Linked DNA regions of Homo sapiens: region 1 is linked to region 2. The links are chromatin contacts, found by Hi-C or POLR2A ChIA-PET in ENCODE. All regions are on one chromosome and are shown on one strand. The core of a region is the stretch at or near the end of the contact, and the rest is flanking DNA. Distances in the headings are between cores, read along the strand shown. Region 1 overlaps LITAF (lipopolysaccharide induced TNF factor). Region 2 holds the start of RMI2 (RecQ mediated genome instability 2).

Region 1 (4,722 bases), core at 1,537-4,036, 240 kb before region 2:
GGCTTGAGAACAGTGGAAAGGAGGCAGCTAAGTTAGAGAAAGTTTCATGGAAAAACTGAGGCCTGAGCACATGTGGCAGAAGGAACATGAGGACATAGTTCAGACAAACAGGAGGGTCTCAGTAGAGCTGTGGAAGAGGTACAGACAAGCCCAGGTGGTTGAAGACAGTAAATGGAAAATCCACTGAGAGGAAGGAGCTGGAAGGCGTTTCCAGCCCAAGTTAATTTTCAAGAAAATAAACAGTGCATATTTTGCTGACATTACCCATCCTCACTGCTCAGAGGTGTATAATAGCACTTTGAGAATGGGCTGGTGCCGTTTTGTGACTTAAACTTCTCCCACTGAATAGGAATTTCCCCAGAGCTACAGTGAGGGTGGAAAAAAGAGGATCTGCAAGAGGAAGTCCTGTATTCTTGGCACTGTGACTTGTCCTCTATTTGTTTTCGCTTTTACAGCAGTGAAAATAGCCCCGTGGGTGAGGCGGTCTATCAGGTAAATAGACTTCCTTAGTTCTGTGTTTCTTTAGCACACATATTTTTGACGTCTCCCGGGTCTGTTTGGCCACCCATGGTCTGTTCTGAATTTGATTGATGTTTACTTGCCTAAGAATTGTTATTTGAGGTCAAGTGGCATTTTCCAGGGTCCTCATAATTTCATCTTGTTGTTTGAGCCTGTATTGATTGACACTCTGGACACAGGTGACAACAGCTTTGTAGCTAATGAAGTTGTCCCTTGGCTGCAGGTTATTTCAGTAGAAGAATTGTGTAATTTCATAGAGCTTAAGGCATGGACACAAGAAAGGAACCATTCTGGAGGGTGTCTATGTGATGGTAATTCTCTGCTCACCTCGCAGTAGGTAGGAGTTTATATACCAGGATCCAAAGCTGGAGGCTTCAGAGAAAATAATGTTGGAGAATTTAAGCTATTTAGCTCATGGAGCCTTAGATTTAATTGACAGTGTGCCTCAGGTAAGTTTAAGAGCTTAATGATGTCTTGCCTTAAACTTGAATCCATGAGGTTATTCCTAGATGATGCACTGATAGTTTGAAATTTTTTATTAAAAAATATTAAAGTGTGGAAGATAAAGAAGAAAGGCATAATCTTATAGAACGAAACAACTACCACTGGCTGTCCTTATCGGGCGGCTTCTGTCTTTTGTCTTTGTGCCTGTTTTCTATGAAATTGTCATCAGCGTTCATACAATTTTGTATCCTAATGCAGTCTCAGTCTTATTAATGATCTCCTTGCACTGTTTGATGAAAAACTGTGATTCACGTGGAAACTAGGGATGTGGTTTCACCAGGAGTCCAGAGGAAAACTGCCCACTCTGATTGTGGGGGAGCAGCCCAACTCCCCGATGGAAGCATTTTCCATTCCACAAATCACTGTGATTTGTCATTACGCCATGCTTGAACCTGGCTTTAAGATTGTGGTAACTTTATCTTTGACTTGTGGGACATACCGCCCTGCAGAAACAGCCTGAACTCAGAAGATGGAATTGGCACACATTTCTCTGAAATATTTCACTCTGAGCTTCTGTACTTTTACTGAGGTCTACTGAAACTGGAATTTGTTTGGGATCAAATAACCAAAGGCCAATTTCTCGCTTCCTTTCCCAAAGAGCTGGAGGTCCGGGTTTCCCCTTTTGTCTACCTTCCTGCTTAACCATTTATGGCTTAAGACGCACCATTCACCTTGAACATTTTCAGGAATGATAGACAGGTTAAATTCCATGACAACAAAAACCGTATTGCAGAATTATTGTAGCTTAAAACCTGCCAGGTGACCCTCCTTAGTTTAAGAATTTTAAGCAATATTCAATTTAATAAGTGTACAATTTGGATAGTTCCTGAAAGTTGATTATAGTCAGGATCCACTGTGCTCCCATTATTGGAAATAACGTTTTTCTCCAGAGACCCTAAAAGACCAGACCTTTTTGACCCTCGCAGCTGGTTCTCTTTCTTGTTTACAAACTAGGCTATTTTCTTAGGGGACCTGACAATTTGCATGTGAGTGCCCTTCTTTTGCCTAAGGAATCCCTTTTTTTATTCTGGGGTCATTTCTGCGATATACATATTCATGGGCCTAGCTTAGTGTTTCTTTTCTGGGGGCTGGGAGATGGAGACCAGAGTAGAATTGAATATTTCTCCTTTTTCTTCCTGGAAGAATCGATCTTCGAGGATTAAGTTGGTAGTTAAAAAGCCGCTTTATCTTTCTGAAGGCCTTGCCCTTTTATGTGTTGATCTGATACCCAAATGTAGAAAACAGTTCTATACACAGCTTGAGGATATATTTTTAGAAGAGTTTACCACCCACATGTGGCTAAAGCTTTGTGGGGAGTTCTTTTTTTTTTTTTTTTTTTCCGTTGTGAGTGAAATAGATATTTCACTATATCTTGCTCTTGTTTTCAAACCCTTTAAAAAGCCATTGACCATTTTCTCTTTTATTTTTAGTTGACACATAATAATCATACACATTTATGGGATAAAGAGTGATATTTTCTTATATGTCTCCAGTGTGTAATTGATCAAAGAGTAATTGGCATGTTCATCACCTCAAACACTTATCATTTCTTTGTGTTGTGAGCATTCAGAATTCTCTCTTCTAGCTATTTGAAAATATACACTGAATAATTGTTAACCATATTCACCCTACAGTTCTACAGAACAGTAGAACTTATTCCTCCCATTGAACTGTAACTTTGTACCTATCAACCAACCTCTCTCTAGCCTCTCTTCCCCTCCCCTTTGTAACCTCCAGTAACCACAGTTCTTTTCTCTACTTCTGTGAGCTCAATTTTGTCGTCCTTCCTTTGTGGAAGCTGTGAAATACCTTTCGAGGGGAGTGCGGACTTGTGGTCAGGTGTAAATATGCATTCAGCTGGGCAGAGTTTGGGAGATTCCTTTAAAACCTGTTCTTTTGCTGAAATTCTAGGTATCTTTTTATTTTATTTTATTTTTTATTTTTCACCTCATCAGTTAGAAGTGTCAGAAACTCTCCTTTACCCCCCACTTAGTCTTTGGCATTTAACCAAAATATACTTTATTTACTTATATATTTTTTGAGATAGGGCCTTGTTCTGTTGGCCAGGCTGGAGTACAGTGGCGTGATCACAGCTCCATGCAGCCTCAACCTCCCTCTCGAGCTCAAGCCATCCTTCCACCTCAGCCACCACACTAATTTTAGTGGTTTTTTGTTGTAGAGACAGGGTTTCGCCATGTTACCCAGGCTGGTCTCAAACTCTTGGAGTGAAGTGATCCATCCATCTTGGCCTCTCAAAGTATTGCCATTACAGGCATGAGCCTCACCCCAAAGCACTCAAATTTTGTTTTTTTAAATTGAACTTGAGTGCTTTGGGGTAAGACCTGCCTATTCCATTTCACCTTATAGTTTTTCTTACTCTTGGCCTATGTAGGGGAGAGAGAAGACTTTCTTTCTGCCTTCTGAAGGTACCATAATTGAGCCTATGAAATAAACTGATGATAGATTAACGGATGAAAATACATACAAATTTATTCCATGCATAAATGTGGGAGTCCCACAGAAAGTGAAACTCAAAGCAAGGTCAGATAATTGAAGTTTATGTAGTGTGCCTGAGCTACGAAAAAGGAATAAGCGGCTGGGCGTGGTGGCTCATGCCTGTAATCCCAGCACTCTGGGAGGACAAGGCAGGAGGATCGCTTGAGCCCAGGAGATCAAGACCAGCCTGGGCAACATGGCAAAGCCCTGTCTCTACAGAAAATACAAAAATTAGTCTGGCATGGTGGCTCATGCCTGTGATCCCAGCCACTCTGGAGGCTGAGGCAAGAGGATCGCTTGAGCCTGGGAGGTCGAGGCTGCAGTGAGCCGAGATAGTGCCACCGCACTCCCGCCTGAGTGACAGACAAGACCCTGTCTCAAAATAAAAAAGAAAAAGGAATAGGGGCCTGGGGCTCCTGGAGGCAGGTGGTGATAGGTTATAGAAGGGTAAGGGGAGGAAATGTATGGTGAACAAAGGTTGCCTTGTTAATGCAGATAAAAAGCCTCTTGAATGATGAAAGTTGTCTCAGAGTAGCCTCAGAAGAGCAGGTGATGGCTTGTGACCAGGTGTCGACCTTCAGTCTCCTCTCCTAAGTTAAGATCTTCCAGCCAGGCACGGTGGCTCACGCCTGTAATACCAGCACTTTGGGAGGCCAAGGTGGGTGGATCATGAGGTCAGGAGTTCAAGAACAGCCTGGCCAACATGGTGAAACCCCGTCTCTACTAAAAATACAAAAATTAGCCGGGTGTGGTGGTGGGCATCTGTAATCCCAGCTACTCAGGAGGCTGAGGCAGGAGAATCACTTGAACCTGGGAGGCAGAGGTTACAGTGAGCTGAGATCACACCACTGTACGCCAGCCTGGGCCACAGAATGAGACTCCGTCTCAAAAAAAAAAAAAACTTCACTGGTTGATGAGGGTCCTATGATAGTCACTTTCCTTTACACAGATCAAGTATCTCTTCTCTGAAATGCTTGGGACCGGAAGTGTTTCAGATTTTGGATCTTTTTTTCAGATTTTGAAATACTGCATTCTACTTACTGGTTCAGCATCTCTAATCCAAAAATCCAAAATCCAGAATGCTCCAATGAGCATTTCCTTTGAGCATCATGTCTGTGTTCAAAAAGTTTCAGATTTTGGATTTTCACATTTGGGATAATCAACCTGTAGATTTCAATTTATTGTATCAAAGGGCAGCTTTTC
Region 2 (4,399 bases), core at 390-2,889:
GGGGCTGATGTACAACACGTGCTCAACTGACATCCCAGGGAACAAGTGAGATGGATGCCCATTGCCTATCACTCAAGACTATTGGTTCTTGGAGCACTTATGTGTCAGGAACTGGGCCAGATGCTGAGGATACAGTTGTCAGGACCACACAGCTCTGGCCCTCCAGTAGCTTGGGCTGGCCCAGTGGTTCTCAAAGTATGGCCCCCAAACCAGGCGTGGTGGTACAGGCCTGTAGTCCCAGCTACCCAAGGAGGCTGACGCAGGAGGATTGCTTGAGCTCAGGGCCAGCCTGGGCAACACGGTGAGTCCCCTATCTCAAATAAATAAAACATTTAAAAAGTCGAAAGTATGGTCCCCAGACCAGCAGCATCAGCATCACCTGGGAGCTGGTTAGAAATGCAAATTTCCAGCCCCACCTGGACCTCCTGACTCACAAACCCTGAGGGTGGAGCCCCAGCCATCCCAGCTTTACCAAGCCCTCCAGGAGAGACTGATGCTGGCTCAAGTTTGAGCATCAGTGGTTTAAGAGAGGAAGCAGGCAGGGCGCAGCGGCTCATGTCTGTAATCCCAGCACTTTGGGAGGCCGAGATGAGCAGATCACTTGAGGCCAGGAGTTCGAGACCAGCCTGGCCAACATGGCAAAACCCAGTCTCTGCTAAAAAATACAAAAATTAGCCGGGTGTGGTGGCACATGCCTGTAATCCCAGCTACTCGGGAGGCTGAAGCATGAGAATCGCTTGAATTCGGGAGGTGGAGGCTGCAGTAAGCTGAGGTCGCGCCACTGCACCCCATCCTGGGCGACAGAGTGAGACTCCGTCTCAAAAAAAAAAAAAAAAAAAAAAGAGAGGAGGCAAACATGAGTGAGCTACAGCCCAAGACAGTTCAATTAAGGAGAAGTACAGGAGGGTCTCCCGTTCCTAGGGGCTAGGGAGGACTTCCCTGAGAAAGGCACATTTGAGCTGAGACGTTAAGGATGAGCAGAAGTTTCCCAGGACAGTATTTCCCAAAACAAGGATATCAACTGGGAGAGGGGGCTTGTGACAAACGAAGGTGCCGGAGTCCCTCCCCAGAAGATTCCCACTAGGGGTGGGAGAGTCCCAGGAATCTGTATTTGTAAAAGGGACGGCAGGTGATGCTTATCATCAGATCAACTTCACCAAGGAGGGACCGGAGCAAGGGTACCCAAGCGGGGACCCGCAGGGGCAGAGGCCCGGAGGAGGGCCAGACCCGCCCCGCCCCCGTTCGAGTGTCAACAACAAGATCGAATCTGGCCTCGGCAACTTCTCGGCGGGCAGCAGGGAAGAGGGCGCCCGGTAAGGCCCGGGCATTACCTGGGACTAGACAGGGCCGCCCGCGCGGCACCCGCTCCAGGCCGCGGACCGAGAAGTCCCCGCTCGGGTCCCTCAGCCGAGCCTCGCCGCGGTCCGCCATCACTACCCTGCCCTGCATCCACACGGCCGCCAGGTCCAGCGGCCCGCGGCCCGCCGCCGCCCGTGACAGCCGCCACGCGCCCGGGCCGCCCTCCGCGTCGCGCCGCAGCTGCTCCGCCAGCACCTTGAGTGGCGGCGACCTCGGAAGCCGCACCCCCGCGGGGCCGCCTGAGAACGAGTCCGCAGCCGCCGCCATTCCGCCTCGCCGCACCCTTCCGCCCCGCCTCCGCTTTCCCGCCAACTTTGAGAAGCAGCGGGGCCCGGCCCTCAGCCACCAATCAGGAGCGCGCTGGCAGAGCCGGCCAATGGTCGACGTCAGAAGGCGGGACCGCCGGGCGAAGAGGCCCTCTCTAGCAGCCAGGAGTGCGCATGCGTAGATAAAAGTAAATAAACGCCCTCAAGTTAGGAATGAACGGAGGAAATGGGTTAAACGAGAATAAATAATTGAAGGCAGAGAGGTAAAGAACTTCCTCTTTCAACGCATCTCAAAATTTGGCGTGGATGCAGATCACCTACAGAGTATGATTATTCATCTTTACATTGCCTTGTTTTGAGGTTAGTAAATACTGAAACGAATTAAGAGTCCGTGTTTATTGGGAGTGAGCAAGAATCCAGTCAGGAGATAAGGCTGGGGAGGGAGACGGGGAGAGCTGGCAAACTTGCCTTTTCTTTTATTATTATTTTCAGTTATATTTTAATAGCATCAAATAATTTTAAGGTTAATAAAATATATTGCTATTTTTCAGACAAGAAATGCACATTTATTGTAAAAAAAATAGGGGAAAAATGTAGAACAAGAAAATAATTGTAAAAGCCGCTTATAGATACCCACTGTTAATTTTGGGGTATATTAGCCTTTAGGCTTTAAAATATGTGTGTGTATTTTTTTTGAGACAGGGTCTCACTCTGTTGCCCAGGATGGAGTGCAGTGGCACAGTGACGGCTCACTACAACGTTCACCTCCCGGGCATAGGTGATTCTCCTACCTCAGCCTCCCAAGTATCTCGGACTACAGGCGTGCACCACCACGTCCAGCTAATTTTTGTATTTTTTGTAGAGACAGGGTCTTACCATGTTGCCCAAGGTGGTCTGGAACTCCTGGGATCACGCAATCCTGCCTCCTTGGCCTCCCAAAGTGCTGGGATTACAGGCGTGAGCCACCATGCCTGGCCTATTACTGATATACAAATAGTGTTTTGTATATTGTTTTCACTTAATAATGAACATCTTTCTGTATCAGCAAATATCCATCTGCTTCCTCTTGAATGACTGCATAATACTCGATTTGTCTTATCACATATTAAACCAATATCCTACAGTTGGACATTAAGGCTATTTCCAATTTTTCACTTTATAAATATATCCACTGTGGACCTACTTAAAAGATAAATCTTTTTTATTTATTTATTTATTTATTTTTTTGAGACGGAGTCTCACTCTGTCACCCAGGCTGGAGTGCAGTGGCGCCATCTGGGCTCACTACAAGCTCCGCCTCCCAGGTTCCCGCCATTCTCCTGCCTCAGCCTCCCGAGTAGCTGAGACTACAGGTGCCTGCCACCACGCCCAGCTAATTTTTTGTACTTTGTTTTAGTAGAGACGAGGTTTCACCGTGTTAGCCAGGATGGTCTCGATCTCCTGACCTCGTGATCCACCCGTAAAAGCTAAATCTTTTTGTGCATCCTTCAAATAAAATTCCCAGGAATCTCTCCCTAAAAATTGGATGTCCCCAGTCAGCAAAGTCCACAGATCCTAAATCAGGCAATCCTTAAAGTCAAGGTCAGTTCTTAAGAGAAACTTTGAGTTCCCAGGGCCTCCTGCAGTACCAGGCATTCAGAGAGTATTCAGCAAGAGCTTGATTTTTTTTTTTTTTTTTTTTTGAGACGGAGTCTCGCTGTGTCACCCAGGCAGGAGTGCAGTTGTGCCATCTCAGCTCACTGCAACCTCCGCCTCCCAGGTTCAAGTGATTCTCCTGCCTCAGCCTCCTGAGTAGCTGGGACTACAGGTACACGCCACCCGCCTGGCTAATTTTTGTATTTTTTAGTAGAGACGGGGTTTCGTCATACTGGCCAGGCTAGTCTCAAACTCCTGACCTCGTGATCTGCCCGCTCAGCCTCCCAAAGTGCTGGGATTACAGGCGTCAGCCACCGCACCCGGCCAAGAGCTTCATTTTTATAAAATTGAGCCAGGTCCTATTGTAAGAACTTTGTAGGAAGTATCCCATGTACCCCCACAGACCCTGAAAAGACTGTTCCACACAGGTGAGGAAACTGAGGCTTAAGGAAGCTAGAGGGCTGGCCCATAGACTCTCAGTAGCCTCTATGAGGTTTTGGCCTCTACACCTAATATGGTTTGGCTGTGTCCCCACCCAAATCTCATGTTGAATTGTACTTCCCATAATCCCCACATATCGTGGGAAGGACCCCGTGGTAGGTAATTGAATCATGGGGGCGGATACTCCCATGCTGTTCTCGTGATAGTGAGTGAGTTCTCACAAGATCTGATGGTTTTATAAGGTGCTTTTCCCCCTTTGCTCGGCACTACTTCTTCCTGCTGCCACATAAAGAAGGACGTTTGCTTCCCTTTCTGCCATGATTGTAAGTTTCCTGAGGCCTCCCAGCCCTGCGGAACTGGAGTTAATTAAACCTCTTTCCTTTATAAATTACCCAGTCTTGGACAGTTCTTTATAGCAGTGTGAGAACAGACTAATACAACACCTCAACCCTGACCTATGAAGTAACCAGGCTCCTAGGCTGAGAAAGGAGCAGGAACATTAACCAAGAGAGAATCCAACCCGTTCATGCCTGGTGGGTCCTCACTGACCTTCCCCCGAGGTACCTTAAGGACAGAGAAGTGACGGAGAAGGGAGTTAGCGTGAAGGGAGAAGCCCCCAGGCTTCTTGTATGAGCCTGGGAATCCCCCATCATTCCCTTGGCCTCCAGATTCCCTGCACCTGCTCCCACAAGCCCAAC

What was found. Hi-C counts contacts between places; a loop is a spot of excess contacts on that map. ChIA-PET counts read pairs that join two places held with the same protein, here RNA polymerase II (POLR2A). Pooled maps may share reads with other maps.
Region 1: a pooled map shows a loop between it and region 2 (4-fold over the local background). The contact joins the enhancer-like site here to the promoter of RMI2 in region 2. A Hi-C loop is called at or near these places in 5 of 50 pooled maps. POLR2A ChIA-PET finds 5 or more read pairs at or near these places in 4 of 52 experiments (HCT116, activated B cell, activated T-cell and 1 more).

Annotation. Positions count from the first base shown.
Region 1 is chr16:11,579,960-11,584,681 of GRCh38, reverse strand. The region is part of intron 1 of LITAF (lipopolysaccharide induced TNF factor); the gene reads left to right. Among named protein-coding and RNA genes, the nearest start is that of LITAF, 4.6 kb to the left of the region's middle. Within about 2 kb of position 2,786, at least 4 of the 41 ENCODE cell types and tissues checked have a DNase peak (open chromatin) inside an H3K27ac peak, as active enhancers do.
Region 2 is chr16:11,342,699-11,347,097 of GRCh38, reverse strand. RMI2 (RecQ mediated genome instability 2) reads right to left here and starts at 1,639. Exons shown (of 2, transcript NM_152308.3): 1 at 1,332-1,639. The coding sequence starts at 1,626. All of the region lies in intron 1 of LOC105371082 (a long non-coding RNA gene), which reads right to left. It overlaps LOC105371083 (a long non-coding RNA gene), which reads left to right and starts at 1,886. Exons shown (of 2, transcript NR_135174.1): 1 at 1,886-1,985. RefSeq lists silencers at 1,311-1,390, 1,411-1,570.